2 separate regions of the Homo sapiens genome follow, and region 2 is linked to region 1. Evidence: chromatin loops called from intact Hi-C (ENCODE). Cell type or tissue: heart right ventricle. All regions are shown on one strand. Links, peaks and the distances in the headings refer to the core of each region. The heading gives the core; the rest is flanking DNA. Region 1 has its middle 22 kb from the start of RPS24. Region 2 holds the start of LOC124902468 (a long non-coding RNA gene).

Region 1 (7,608 bases), core at 3,285-5,784:
TCCCCATGGGGTCCACGGATAGAATGCAGGGGTCCCATGAACTTGGATAAGAAAAAAGTTACATCTTTATTTTCACTGACCTCCAAGATTTTTTTTTTTTTTTTTTTGAGACTTTTCTTGCCCAGGCTGGAGAGCAATGGTGCGATCTCGGCTCACCGCAACCTCCGCCTCCCGGGTTCAAGTGATTCTCCTGCCTCTGCCTCCTGAGTAGCTGGGATTACAGGCATGTGCCACCCCACCCTGGATAATTTTGTATTTTTAGCAGAGACAAGGGTTTCTCCATGTTGGTCAGGCTGGTCTTGAACTCCCTACCTCAGATGATCCACCCGCCTCAGCCTCCCAAAGTGCTGGGATTACAGGCATGAGCCACCGCGCCCAGCCCTGACCTCCAAGATTTTTGTTTTTTTTCTTTTTTGTGTGTTTTTTTGGTTCTTTTCTAAGATTTTTCCATCATGAATGTAGATAATAAATCCCTGTACTTTGAGCACTTCCAGAGACTTTGTGGCCAGTAGAAATCACAGATATTTTCATATAACATCACAGCTGTTACAGATATTTCAAATGTCACTAGGGCCTCCATCCCTACTTTGAATTATAGTAGTAATTAGACCTGCCACAAGATAGTTATTATTGCATTAATAAGGAAACATTTGTTACTTCATCACAAATGTTAATTTTGCTAAGTGTACTTGAATAGACTTGGTTTTCTTTGTAAGTTCATGTTTTTTCCGCATGCATAAATATTCCAGGAAGGAGCCCACTGGTCACCACCCACCAAGGGGCAAAGTAAGGTAAAGAACCCCACCTGTGGGGCAGCAGGAAGCCATCTGTAGCTCTAGCAAGCACATGCTAACAGGTGCCCATGCGGATGTGTGCACAGACCTCCGGCAAAGGCATGATCAGTGCTGTCCCCTCTGATCAATACTCTCCCAAGAGGGTACATGTCCACGGACAGAAGGGGAAGGATAAAAAGCCAGTGACTCTGTAGGAAGACAGATTTCTTTCCATGGCCCCAACGGTGCTAGAAACCATGCTGACAGCCCAAGCTGCCCCACTTTCAGGAAGAAACAGCTCAGAGCATTTCTTGGCACTTGCCCTCCAGACCTGGTGGGACAGAAGGCTTCTCAGAGGAGCGGGACTTAGGCAGGGCTCTGGAGCACATTTCAAGCAAAAGTCACATCTGGCCAGGCATAGTGGTTCACACCTGTAATCCCAGCACTTTGAGAGGCCAAGGAGGGAGGATCACTTGAGCTCAGGAGTTCGAGACCAGCCTGAGCAACAAAGGGAGATCACCTCTCTACAAAAATAAAAAACAATTAGCTGGCTGGATGTGGTGGCTCACGGCTGTAATCCCAGCACTTTGGGAGGCCGAGGTGGGAAGATTGCTTCAGTCCAGGAGTTCGAGACCAGCCTGGACAACACAGGGAGACCCTGTCACTACAAAAAATAGGAAAAACAAATTAGCCAAGTGTGGTAGTGTGTGCCTGTGGTCCCAGCAACTCAGGAGGCAAGGCAGGAGTACCTCTTGAACCCAGGAGGTTGAAGCTGCAGTGAGCCATCATCACACCACTACACTCCAGCCTGGGTGACAGAGCAAGACCTTGACTCAAAAAGAAATATATATATATATATATAAAATATATATAGTACATATATATTGTATATATTTATATATAAGTATATAAAATATATGTACATATGTATTTTATATATTTACACATATATATTTTATATATATACGCACACACATATATATATGTATTTTAGCCAGGCATGGTGGCACACGCCTGTGGTCCCAGCTACCTAGGAGCCTGAGGTAGGAGGATCACTTGGGCCCAGGAGGTCAAGGCTGCAGTGAGCTTTGATCAAGCCACTGCACTCCCACCTGGGCAACAGAGTGAGTCCTTGCCTCCAAAAAAAAAGAAAGAAAAAGAAAAAAATAGTCACATCTGTCTCTGGCTGTCCCCATCCACACCCACACTTCCCCATGATTCCCTATCACCCAAATATCAGTTAAGATTTCTTCCTTGACAATGCTAGGATCACACAAGGGGCCACCCAGCAACTTGTCACTTCGCTTCCTGCAGATGGGCCTTGCCTCTGGGCTCTGTCACCCTGACACTCAAAGTGCTCCTACTGCTACACCTACTCTTGATCTTAGAAAGGTAAGAATTTTCCAGAATTCCTGGGGTTCATGAGTAACATGGAGAAAACCAACATGAAACCAGATCTTTAGAGCAAAGGCCAGGCAAGTAAATGATCTCTATCTGATCAGTGATCAGCCCAGAAAAACTGTTTTGGTTTTGTTTCTGTTCTTCCTCAACTTGGCTATGTGTTTGTCTATAATTATGTGTGATATTTGTGTTTCTTTTCTTTTTGTTTTTTAATAGAGACAGGCCTCACTATGTTGCCCAGGCTGGTCTCGAACTCCTGAGCTCAAGTGATCTGCCCACCTCAGTATTTGTGTTTTTTTCATTGCTCTCGGAGGGGAAGGATAATATAGGTCTTATTCCCTATAAGAATATATTATAGAACCCACCACATAGAAAATCTTTAATACAATTTTTGATGAAAATGGAAATTTTTTTTTCTTTTCTTTTTGAGACAGTCTTGCTCTGTTGCCAGAGTGAGTGCAGTGGCACTATCTCAGCTCACTGCAACCTCTGCCTCCTGGGCTCAAGCGGTCCTCCTGCCTCAGCCTCCCAAGCAGCTGGGACTACAGGTGTGTGTCACCACACCCAGCCGAAAAAAAAATGTTTTTTCAATAACGAATGACAGATAAACCAACTCAAACTACCTTAAACAGTATATAACATTTATTAGCCCCCATAACTAGAGTCCAGGGGTATAGATACTTCAGGGAGGCTTGAGCAAGACTCTGGCTGTTTCCCTGCTGTTCTCTCAGCTCTGCCCTGCTCCAAATTGTCAACTGTGTCGTCAGGGTGGCTTCACTTGTGGTAGCAAAATGTCTGCAGCAGTTCCAAGCCTCAGATCTGCACATTATGACCTCTGGAGCAAGTGCGATCTCTCCAACCACCAAATGGGAGCCTTCTCACAACTCTGCTTGCACCCAGCCTCAATCAACCACTTTGGCCAGGGGTAATTCCATGCACTGATTGGTTCAGGTCTGGGTCACTGCCTATTCCTGAGCTATTGCTATGGAAGGAGTAGATGCCATACTTTCTTGGCTTAGGCCAACCAAGACCCACCCCAAGAAAAGCAAATTTGGGGAGCAGAAGGGGAATAGAATGAATTCTTGAAGAGGCAACCAGAAGATCCTCCAAGGTCTGTGTTTCCTCAAACTGCTAAGCAGGCATTTCAGCTTCCAAACCGACTGGCAGTGCCCTAGGACAGGAGCCATCTTCTGACCCTTATTCACCAACACCAAGGTGACCACTGAGAAAAGCACTTTGTATGTGTCCTCAGTCACCACGACAGACCCTCAACCAGCCACCAGGTTCACTAACAGACACAGTCACTGCCACACTGGTCTTCTCCACCAGAGGCATCTCCCCCTCCCCTACAAAGAGAGAAGAAGCTTTAATAACAAGATGTCCAGCCAGGCACGGTGGCTCATGCCTGTAATCCCAGCACGTTGGGAGGCTGAGCTGGGTGGATCATGAGGTCAGGAGTTTGAGGTCACCCTGACCAACACGGTGAAACCCCGTCTCTACTAAAAATACAAAAATTAGCCAGGCGTGGTTGTGTGCACCTGTAATCGCAGACACTCAGGAGGCTGAGGCAGGAGAATCGCTTGAACCTGGGAAGCAGAGGTTGCAGTGAGCCAAGATGGTACCACTGCACTCCAGCCTGGGCAACAGAGCAAGACTCCGTCTCAAAAAAAAAAGAAGATATCCATCTGGGAGACAAGGGGGCTAGGTTCTGCCCCTAACTTGGTGGGGAATTCCTTTTGTGTACCTCAGTTTCCCCACATGCACTAAGAGGGGATTAGGCAAAGTAAATCTAAAAGCCTTCTCGAGTGACCGGTTCATGTGCCACAGCAGAGGAAGAGCTTCTAAACTTGGCATTCCGCAGCCCCAAGAACCACCATCACCTCCTGCCTGAGTTTCCACCGCAGCCTCTGCCTCACGACCCAATCCACTCCCCACACAGCCGTCATTCCGTCAGTCAGTCATTCAACAAGTATTTATTTAGTCTACTGCGTACTGTGTCCAAGGCATTGTTCTGGGCGCCAGGGGTATAGCAATGAGCTAATTAGGAACACAGACCAAAAAAAAAAATCTCTAACTTCACGCAGCTTCATTTCTAGTGGGAAAATACCAATAAACAAGAAAATAATAAAATCAACTGCTGACGAGGAAAAATTAAAACTAGGAAGGAAAGCCTTAAATGTGGTAGGAGCCGCTGGAGCTGGAAGGTGGTGGGAGGCCAGTGGCCAGGTCGTGGGGGATTGTGGGGGCGTGGGGAGGTCTTTGGCATTTGGGTGAGAGAGATGTGGAGCCCTGGAGGGTTCTGAACAGAGGTGCCAGCTCATGTGACTCCGATTTCCACAGTGCCCTGCTGGCTGCTGAGTGGAGAAGAAGGTGGAGAGATGAAGCATCCTCAGAAATGCAGCAAGGCGGCCATGGCAGTGACATTAGTGGCCCAGACCAGAGAGGCAGGAAGGTGGGGAGAAGCAGCTGGATTCCTGGTGGATTTCAAAGAAAGGGCCAAAAGACTTGTTGATGGCCTGGATGTGGGGTGACAGAGTCAAGGTTGCTGACAAGGCTTCTGGCAAGTGGAGGACCAAGTCACCGTCCACAGGGTGGGGAGAACCAGCAGGAGCAGGTGAGGCAGGCGACATGAAGGCTCCGTTTCTGACCAGTGCCCTCTCCAAAAGGCACGCCTGGCAGCACTGTTCTCTGTTTTCAGTCTTCCTCCAGGTAACGGCCACCTGTAAATACTTGCCACAGCCCCTCCGCAATCTGCCACATGTCCACACGCTCCACGGTCCTGGCACTTCTACCTGCCACACAACCCCCCGGCTTTCTCTTGCCTTCGAGTTCTTCACATCTGTGCATCTCTCTTCCTGGGAAATTCTTCCCAATGCTTGCACTCCAAGCCCCAATTCCCTCATCTGCAAAAGCGGGAAGGAGAGAATAGTCTCAGAGGATTGTCCAGGTGCCTTCCAGCCGCCCTGTTCTGCGCCTGTGGCCTGGGATTCTGCACCTCCCTCACTTGGTACCAGGGAAGATCAGCAGCAGTCAGAGCCAAAGCTTGAAGGAAGGGCACTTGGGAGGGCTGTAAAAGCCAGGTACCTGCAGGAGTTCAAGCCTCAGAACAGAGGCAGGAATGAAAACAGCATAGTCTGGAGTAGACAAGAACCCCCACACCAATCTGCCTCTGCCCCACAGAGCCCTCCACCTGGGCCACCCTTCCCTTCCCTTCCCACTCCTTCTTCATGGCCAGTGCCAGCGGCTCCTTCCCTGCACTAGTCCCCAGCCCTCCTCTGCCTGCCCAGACTCTCTGGCCATTCGCCCAACAGCACTCCAGGCCAAGCCTTAGGATCTTGAGGAGCACCCTAGGCACCCCCATACCCTGGGAAAGCTCACCAAGGTATGGCCTTCACCCACACCACGTGACTAGGAGGTAGGAAACTGGACTCCAGGGTGCTCCAGGACTCTTTCCAAACTCAGCTCAAATCCCCCTTCCCCAGGAAGCCATACTGCTTCCTCCAGACCATCCAGCTCTGCAAATTGGTTCGTGGTAGACATGTTGGTCTCCTCCCAAGCTTAGGGCTCAGGCTTCATCTTGCCCACCTTGATGTCTACCCACTTCCAGCCCTCAAAGAGTCCACCTGGAGACTTATGCACCAATATACTGTGCCCAACACAGGAGCTTCCTGCTGGGAGACACCCCTTCATCCGGTGAGCAACCTGCTTTTTATGAGAGGGGAAAGCCAGAGGGGCTGTGGTGCAGACGTTCCCCCATCCCCGGCCCGCTCCTGCTCTGCCATTTCCTCTCCCCTTCAGGAGCTGAAGAAGCCAAAGAGGTTCCTTCTCCCCTCTCAGGCTCCCTCACCTTCCCTCACCTTCCACCCAAAGATATTAGGAGAATTAATGGGATAACAGATGTAATGCCTCCAAGGAAACGGGCCACATAAATCCAAAGTGTTGTTATTAAATTCCAAATTTAGCCCTCAGGATGGGTGAGACATGATGAATCTGGGCTGGGAGAGATCCCAGCTGCGTGGACAGGAAGTCCCTGTGAAATCAGAAGCTATGACATACAGGCTCTGGGCATTCAAGGAAACCCTAAAACCCCCCCAGGACTCTGAACCCAAAGAGCTTCTACAACCACCTCACCTAGAAAGCAGCCAGGCTCTGCTTGTGTACCACCAGCAACAGGAAGCTTGCTGCTTCCCAGGGGGCAGGCCCCTTCCATTAGCTCCGAGGTTTTTTTCTTTTCTTTTTTTTTTTTTGTTGTTGTTGTTGTTGTTTTTGTTTGTTTTTTTGAGACGGAATTTCACTCTTGTTGCCCAGCCTGAAGCGCAATGGCACAATCTCAGCTCACTGTAACCTCCACCTCCCAGGTTCAAGCGATTCTCCTGCCTCAGGCTCCCAAGCAGCTGGGATTACAAGGCGCCCTCCACCACATCTGGCTAATCTTCTGTATTTTAGTAGAGGTGGGATTTCACCATATTGGTAAGGACAGTCTCGAACTCCTGACCTCAGGTGATCCACCCACTTCGGCCTCCCAAAGTGCTGGGATTATAGGCATGAGCCACTGCGCCCGGCTTGCTCCAAGTTTTAAAAACTGCCTGCTATCCAGCCCAAACCATTTCCCCATATGCTTCACACTCCACACTCCAGGACAAATGTTACCCTTCTTTCACATGATAGCCCTTGACCAAGGGTACGTCTCTCTCTCCTCATTTCCAGCTAAACAGGGCTTACACCCCATCATCTCAAGGCAGCCCCCATCAGGATGCTCTTGTCTGAGTAGACTCCTCCTCGTGGCTTCCAAATCCAACATAACCCCTAGAAGGGGTCCAAAGGGAGATAGGGCAGAGCAGAACCTGCCGTGCCTTCGCTCCAGGTGCCTACCTCCCATGGCGGCAGCTAGAGGCAACATTTGCTTTTTTTTAGCATCCTCATCACACTATGAAATGGGGACAATAATCCCCACCTTGTAAAACTATTTCCAGGACAAAAGGTAATATATACAATGTGCCCAACACAGTGAATAGTAGGCACTCAATAAAAGGAAGGTATTATTGTTACATTCAAAGTCTCTCGGGAACCCTGACAGCAGTTTCCAAGGACAGAAAAACCAAGAACTAAGCCGGGGGTGGTGGCGGTCACCTGTAATCCCAGCACTTTGGGAGGCCTAGGCAGGTGGATCACTTGAGGCCAGGAGTCCGAGACCAGCCTGGCCAACATGGTGAAACCCCGTCTCTACTAAAAATACAAAAATTAGCCAGGCATGGTGGTGCATGCCTATAATCCCAGCTACTCAGGAGGCTGAGACACGAGAATTGCTTGAACCTGGGAGGCAGAGGTTGCAGTGAGCCGAGATCAAGCCACTGTACTCCAGCCTGGGCGACAGGGCAAGGCCCTGTCTCAAAATAAATAAATAAATAAATAAATTTTAAAAATGGACAATCCA
Region 2 (7,608 bases), core at 2,992-5,491, 250 kb before region 1:
CCCAACATCATACAGTGGAGAGGATCTCCTTGCTGTGGACATCAGGGCTAAAGCTAGTTAGCCCAGCTCCAAAGTCAGGGCTAGGGCTGAGGCTCCACGTGGGAAATCCTGGCTAGGGAAGAAGGAACCAGCATGGGGAGGGGGCCTTTGGGTGGAGGTAGGGGAACTTTAATCACAGACTGAGGGATACCCTGCAGCTCAGCCCCAGCGCATTGTGATAAGCTGGGAGTATGCCTTAATTTTCCCGAGCTTCTGATTTTGCAAAAGAAGCCAGAAATCCAGATCTATAGGTGAAATCTCCAGGTTTTTTATGTAGTTTCTCAAACGCAACTAATTTATAAGTAGTGTAAACACTGGGGAAGAGGGGTACCTAGTCCACACTAGATCCTGTCTCAGATCTAAATTAGGCGCTTTGTCCCTCCCTCAACCTTTGGCAAGAACAAGGGCATCACTTGCTGTGCCTGTGAGTGTATATATAGACATGCCCATGGGTGTTCCTATATTTGAGTGTGTAAGCAGTGCATGGCTGCGCGAGTCCACACGTGATGCGTGTACCTATGTGAACACACTCAAAGACATTTTGGAGGTAAGTCTGTGGGCGAGCACGGCCCCCACGTATGCGTCTGTGAACACGCATGAACAAGCACAGGTGTACAATGCATGACAGCACGTGTGACCGTGGGTTCGTGCACCTGCGAGTTAATGCACATGCATATAGGCTCCGGTATGGGCCGGTGTTTGCAGCCGCTAGTGAGGCCGTCCGGGGGCAGGGAGGCATGACTGTTCCCTGCACTGCCCCTGGCGGGGAGCCGCGTCCTCGCGGGCTGGCTGCCAAGGGAGCGCTCTGGAGGACGCGCATGCGCGATGGTGGGGCGGGGCGGGGCGGCCCGGCCGGCTGGAGGTCGGGCGGCCTCTGCCCTTCGGAAACCAGGGCATCGATCCTGCCCGCCCCGCGCCCCCGCGCTGGCCCACAGAGCGGAGGGAAGGGGAGGGGAGAAGAGTGGGGAGGAGGCGGCGCGGCAGCTGCGCCCCGGGCGCTGCGGGAGGGAGGAGCGCGGCGCGCAGCCGCGGCCATTAGTCACCAGATGTCACCTTCTGCTGCCAAGGCGGCGCCTGGCGCAGACAATGGCCGCGCGGGCCGAGGGGCGGGCCGTGCCGGCCCCAAAGCCGCGTCTCTGCTGACACCTACAGCCCCGCTCCACTTTCCGCCGCCCCTCTGGGCCCCTTTGCCCAGGGCCTTTCCCGCCGCCGCGCCTGGCCAGCACCAACTTCCCCACGTCCCTTCCCCCAAGTCCGCGTAACGCCTCATCTCTCAGGGCACAGCGCAGGTGTCACCGCCTGCATTTCCTGGCTGTCCTCCCTGCCCCTCCTCCCATTCTCATAGCCTCTTCTTCCAACTCGGATACCCAAGAGGGGCTCCCCTGCTTCCCCAGACTGGGCTGTATGAGATCCGCAGGGACCTTGCTTTCTTCTTGTGCACCTGGCACTATGCCTGACACTCAAGGCTGGTGCCTGGGGTGGCACTGGTGCCTTCCAATTTGCAGGGGAATCACGCTAGATGTTGAAGTTCATTGCCACCCACACATAGCTGCACTTGACCCCATGCTGAGATAAAAGCCCTTCACCCTAGAAATCCAACAAGGATCACTGAGCTTTTCCCTGGGTACAGATATCCCCCCAAAATATAAGTGGGAAAATGAGTGCCCTAAGTGTGGCAGATTTTTACAGCTCATTTTTAAAATGTCCCCCACCACAGTGCTTTGAGTCCACAGCCACAGCTCGCATGCAGCATTGGGACCACCAAATGTGGAGGATGAAGATGTGCAGGACCAGGAGTTCCTCCTTGGACCTCAGGACCCTAAGCTAGGAGTCGTCAACTTTTTCTCTAAAAGGCCAGGAAGTAAATATGTTAGGCTTTGCCCAGCCATGTATATTTCTGCCACATAATCTTTGAGTTTTGTTTTTACAACCCTTTAAAAATGTAGAAATCATTCTCAGCTCAGGGACCATGCAAAGGCAGGCAGAGGGCAGTATTTGGCCCTAGTTTGCCTCACCTGTCCAAGACCCGCAGAACACCAGTAGCCAGAGAAGCAAGATCACACGGAAGCACACTAGGGTCAACATCAGTGTCAGAGAAACCTGAGCTGGAATCCTAGGTCACCCTGGGCAGCCGGTGATGCTTGGTAAATCGTGCCACCGCGCAAGCTTAGGGGTAAATGGGAACATCATTAGAACCTACCTTGCAGGTTTGCAGGAAGAATTTCGAGCACAGTGCCTGGGTGGGTGCTCACTGTTTTTGTCCCTCTGTCACTCAGCGTGTATGTGTCTGTGCACACACACACGCCTCTGGCAAGAAGAGGCTGACCCATGATCTCTGGAGATGCTGCCACAAGATAAGGAAGTCTTCCAAGCCAGACAGATTGAAACTGAAATCTTGGCTCTGCCCTTGCCTGGCTGTGTGACCTCCAGCAAAATACTGAACCTTCCTGAGCCTCAGTTTCCCCATTTAAAACCAATAGAATATCAGTACCAACTTAGTCGCAGCATGCCCATCGTGACTTATCGAAGTTACCTGTGAAGGCACTGAACACAGTGCTTGACACGTAAGAAGATGGGCAGAAGGGGTGGCTCACTGTGGCTGTTGTGGTGTTAGCCTCCGTGGTGGGAAGGCAGGCTCCTCCAGGAGAGGGACTGCTCGTTCTGGCACTCCCGAAGGGCTCCAATGTCAAGAATGCAGGGCTCAGCCTGTGATCCAGAGCGTAGTGTCCTTCTCAATGTGGCCTTGAGGCCTTCTTTCTCAATGCTGGTAGCCTGTCGTTGCTCTCTCTGCCTCCCCAGCCCTCAGTCCTCTCAGAAGAGCACTGCCCAGGTCGTGGAGACACAGGCACTCCCGAAATCCCCAAGAAACCCAGCCTCCCTTCTGTTTGGTTTTGTTTGTTTGTTTCCTTTTAAAAATAATGTTTATTTTTAAAATTTGTCTCCGAAAGGCATGCGCAGTGTTAGAAACAATCTGGAAAAGAATAGGAATTTTTAAAATTACCCTTTATCTTACCATCACTGAAAAACAGTGTGACCATTTCGTGCAAGTTCTCCAGGCTTTTTCCTATGCATAGCACACATTATGTACCTAGGTCCACATTTTTGTAAAAAAAAAAAAAAAAAAAAAATGGGAACATATGCTGTATTCTGCAATCTTTTTTTCTTTTCACAGAATACAGCTTGAACATCTCCTCATATCCTTGTCTCCTACATTATTGTTTTTGATGCCTGTATAATATTCTATCATAAAGAGAGCCAAACCATTTTATAAATCAACCATCTATCATCAGAAGCAACACAGATATTTTAAATGGCAATGAGTCAAGAGAATTTCCAAGACTCATGAGCACATCTATGAGGGAGGATAGTCAACCCAGAATGGGAAAATGGGAAGGGGTCTGTATGCAGAGAGAATTTTCTTCACTTTCTCCTTGAGGGTCTCAGGTTCTCCACCAGCAAAGGGCCATATTGCTCTCCTGGACGCTCCAGGAATGCCCCTGAAGCTCAGCTGCTCCCTGGGAGAGGCTTCTTAGCCATAAACATGAAGTCAGCATGGCAGGGAAAAGAGAGCCAGGTCTGCCGACTCAGGGACCAGTGGCCACCCTGTGGTGCCATGCCACACAGCCTCAGTGCCTTGCCCCACTGCCATGTGAAACATGGTGCTCAGGTGAAACATCTCCCTCCAACACAGCAAGAGGAGCCCAGTTGTGAATCCTGGGGAAACAGAAAGTGAAGGGTGAGGCCAGCTGGACTTCCTGGGTCAAGTGGGGACTTGGCAAAATTTTCTGGGTAGCTAGAGGATTGTAAATGCACCAATCAGTGCTCTGTGTCTAGCTAAAGGATTATAAATGCACCAATCAGCACTCTGTAGCTAGGATTGTAAAACGTACCAATCAGCCCTCTGTGTCTAGCTAGAGGATTGTAAATGGACCAATCAGCACTCCGTAAAATGGACCAATCAGCACTCCGTAAAATGGACCAATCAGCACTCTGGAAAATGGACCAATCAGCAGGATGTGGGCGGGGACAAATAAGGAAATAAAAACTGACCACCCCAGCCAGCAGTGGCAAGTTCCTTGGGTCCCCTTCCAGGCTGTGGAAACTCTGTTGTTTCACTCTTAACAATAAATCTTGTTGCTGCTCACTCTTTGGGTCTGTGCCACCTCTAAGAGCTGTAATACTCACCGCGAAGGTCCACGGCTTCATTCTCGAAGTCAGGGAGACCAAGAACTCACCATAAGGAACTAACTCAGACACCAGAGACAGACACAGAGAGGAAGGAGGGAGGGAGGGAAAGAGAGAGAGAGAAAGAAAGGAAAAGGGAAGAAAAACTCTGTGCAGTCAACAACCCTGCAGCTGCCAGGGCAAAGAGGAAGTGTGACAGGCAGGCCAAGGCTGGGAGCAATCTGAGGTCTCTCTGCTGGTCTGAGCTCTCCTGCCATGAGGCTTCAAGCTGGAATTTCTAGTCGCATGACGTTGGGTAAGCCATTTCTCCTCTCAGAGCCTCCATTTCTCTAAAAGTAACAAGGAGGTGAAATAGCTACCCACATACATTGTAAGGCTGTGTACACAGCAAGGACTTCTTAAAGGTTCCTCACTGACCTGCCTCGGCTTCCATGCTGGGCCCTGACAGTCAGATGCCAGGTATCTACTGGGTGCCTAGTATGTGCTGGGTGCCTGGGGTGCAGAAAGGAGGAAAACAAATGGAATGCCTGCCCTCACAGCACTCAAAATTAATGAGCAAACAAAGCATTTCCAGTAAATAAATGATTGTTAAGTGTGTGATATGGTATGAAGAAGTGTTACATACCCTGAGAGTACCAATCACCTCTTGTAGTGGGAGACTCGATGTGTCACCCAGAGGCTGGAGTGCAATGGCACGATCTCGGCTCACTGCAACCTCTGCCTCCCAGGTTTAAGTGATTCTCCTGCCTCAGTATCCTGAGTAGCTGGGATTACAGGCAGCGCCACCACGCCCAGCTAATTTTTGTATTTTTAGTAGAGATGGGGTTTCACCATGTTGGCCAGGCTGGTCTCAAACTCCTGACCTCAGGTGATCCACCCACCTCAGCCTCCCAAAGTGCTGGGATTACAGGTGTGAGCCATCGCGCCTGGCCAGAAGCAGTCATTTCTACGAGAGGGAAGGATTAGTAGGAATAATATACAGAAGAAAAGTCTAGGAAAGGTTGCTGCAGGCAGAAGAAGTGGCCCTACGGTGGAAAAGGACATGGCCTGAGCCGAGGCTGACCACAGACCAGTGGGGATGGAGTGTCAAGAGTCGGGGCAAATGGCTAAAGATGGGGCTGGAGGGGGCAGGGCCTTGCCGGCCATGGAGCTGTCTTGTAAGAGTGTATCAGGCAGGTATGTTTGAGGAACAACAAAGAGGCCACCAATGAGCAAAGGTGAGGTAAAAGGGCACAGGTCAGACACAGTCTGAAGCTAGATTATTCTCAGCTTCATAGGCCATTGTGAGCATTTGGGCTTTTGAGTAAAATGGGAGCCATCGAGAGTGGGGAGAGTTGAGGGGAGGAATGGCACAGTCTGAGAAGTTTTAAAAAGGACACTCTGGAAGTTCCTCTTCCAGTGGAGTGGAGTGATCTCCTAACAGGTATACCCTTCCACAAATAATATCTATAAATTCTGGATATAATACAGAAAACAATTGCTGGAGGGCTCTGAAATAATCAAAATGATCAAAAGACCAGAATGACCAAAAGCAGGCAGATTTTGGAAGGATGTTGAAACTTGTAAGAAGGGACCAGTATGTGGTAAGTTTTCCACTTTGATGACTTTACCCAGAGGGCAGGCTGCAGCTGTGGCCTTGTTCAGGGCTGCTAAAAGTCCAGTAGAAAATGCTGTTTATATGGCCTGAAGAACCAGAGGACAGAACCTAGAGCAACCAGAGCCCCTGGAAAGGAAGGGGGATTTTCTGGAAAGGAAAGTGCCAGAAAAGGCCCAAATTCTGTTAGTAAACTCTGATCAAGTATCTGGCTCACTTCTGAATCACACATGCATAGAGAAGATTCAAGACAACTTGCAACTAAGGCTTAAAGAACTGAGCTGTGATTTGAGGTGCAGCCCACTAAAGGCAAAACAGTTAGTAGTTTGAGTCTAACCAGGTGAAATGCCTGCTAATACAAAGACGTCAGCACTCTTTGGAGGACTATGACAAACTCCAGAATCTCTACAACATAGCATTTCCAGTGTCCAGGATAAAACCCAAAATCAACACACAAGAAATTAGGAAAATATAATCCATCCTCAAGGGTAAAGATAGTCAATGGAGATCAACTCTCAGATGACCCAGAATTTGAAGCTATCAGACAAGTACCACAGTTATTATAACTGTGCTAAACAAGGCAAAAGAAAATACATTCATAATAAATGAAGAGATAGGAAACCTCTAAAGAGAAATAAAAATATAGAAAGAACCAAGTGGAAATTCCAGTACTAAAAAATACAATACCTGGAATATTTTAAACAATTACTGTATAGGCCTAAAACAGAATGAAGATGGCCGGGCATGATGGCTCACGCCTTTAATCCCATCACTTCAGGTGGCCGAGGCAGGCAGATCACTGAGGTCAGGAGTTTGAGACCAGCCTGGCCAACAGGGTGAAACCCTGTCTCTACTAAAAATACAAAAAATTACCTGGACATGGTGGCGCACAGCTATAATCCCAGCTACTCGGGAGGCTGGGGCAGGAGGCCTTGACCCCAGGAGGCAGGGAGCTGAGATCATGCCACTGCACTCCAGCCTGGGTGACAGAGCAAGACTCCATCTCAAAAATAAACAAATAAATAAATAAATAAATAGCTGTGAGCTTAAGTTGATCAACAAAAGCCATTTAGCCTAAAAAAAAAAAAAAAGAGGGCAGGGGAAGGGGGGGTATAAAAGAGTGAACAGTGTCTAAGAGGCCTGTGGGATAACGTCAGAGATCTAATATATGCATAATTGGAGTGCCAGAAGGAAGGAGAGGAATAAGAGAGCATAATTTTTTTTCTTAAGAAATAATGGCAAAACGGCATGGTGGCACAAACCCACCTGCTCAAGAGGCTGAGGCTAGAGGACGCTTCAGCATGGGAGTTCAAGACCAGCAGCCTTCTCAGAAAAAAAAAAAAAAAAAAAAAAAAAGAGAGAGAAAGAGAAAAAAAGAAATAAATAGTGGCAAAAAACAACAACACCCACTTTGCAAATTGGTGCAAAACAAATTTACATACACTCATTCAAACTGCTAAAATAAAAGATAAAAAGAAAACCTTGAAAGCAGCCAGAGAAAAAAAGACACATTACAAAGAGGAACAAAGATTCAAATAACCACAGACTTCTTACCAGAAACTATGGAGGCCTGAAGCAGAACACAGTCATGGGACCTCAGATGGAAAATATTTTTCAAAGATAAAATATAACAATACAACGATAAAAAAGAGTAAAAATTTTTAAATGATACAACAACTATTTACATAGCATTTACATTGTATTAGGTATTATAAGTAATCTAGAGATGTTTTAAAGTGTATGAGAGAATGTGCAGAAGTTATATGCAAATACTATGCCATTTTACATAA

What was found. Hi-C counts contacts between places; a loop is a spot of excess contacts. Peaks named below come from ENCODE experiments on the same cell type or tissue, not always from the same donor. Only the 100,000 strongest peaks of a DNase experiment are listed, where the experiment ranks them.
Region 2: a loop joins it to region 1, with 3 times the contacts of the local background. A loop is called at or near these places in 55 of 110 quality-filtered maps.

What each region holds. Positions count from the first base shown.
Region 1 is chr10:78,052,000-78,059,607 of GRCh38, reverse strand. It overlaps a transcript of RPS24 not described here. Among named protein-coding and RNA genes, the nearest start is that of RPS24, 22 kb to the right of the region's middle. In heart right ventricle, for the core only: no CTCF peak of the experiment used is centred there; no DNase peak of the experiment used is centred there.
Region 2 is chr10:78,296,753-78,304,360 of GRCh38, reverse strand. It overlaps LOC124902468 (a long non-coding RNA gene), which reads right to left and starts at 2,348. Exons shown (of 2, transcript XR_007062212.1): 1 at 2,240-2,348. RefSeq lists a silencer at 696-1,305. In heart right ventricle, for the core only: no CTCF peak of the experiment used is centred there; DNase peaks (open chromatin) are centred at 4,110 and 4,410; H3K27ac peaks cover 979 bases.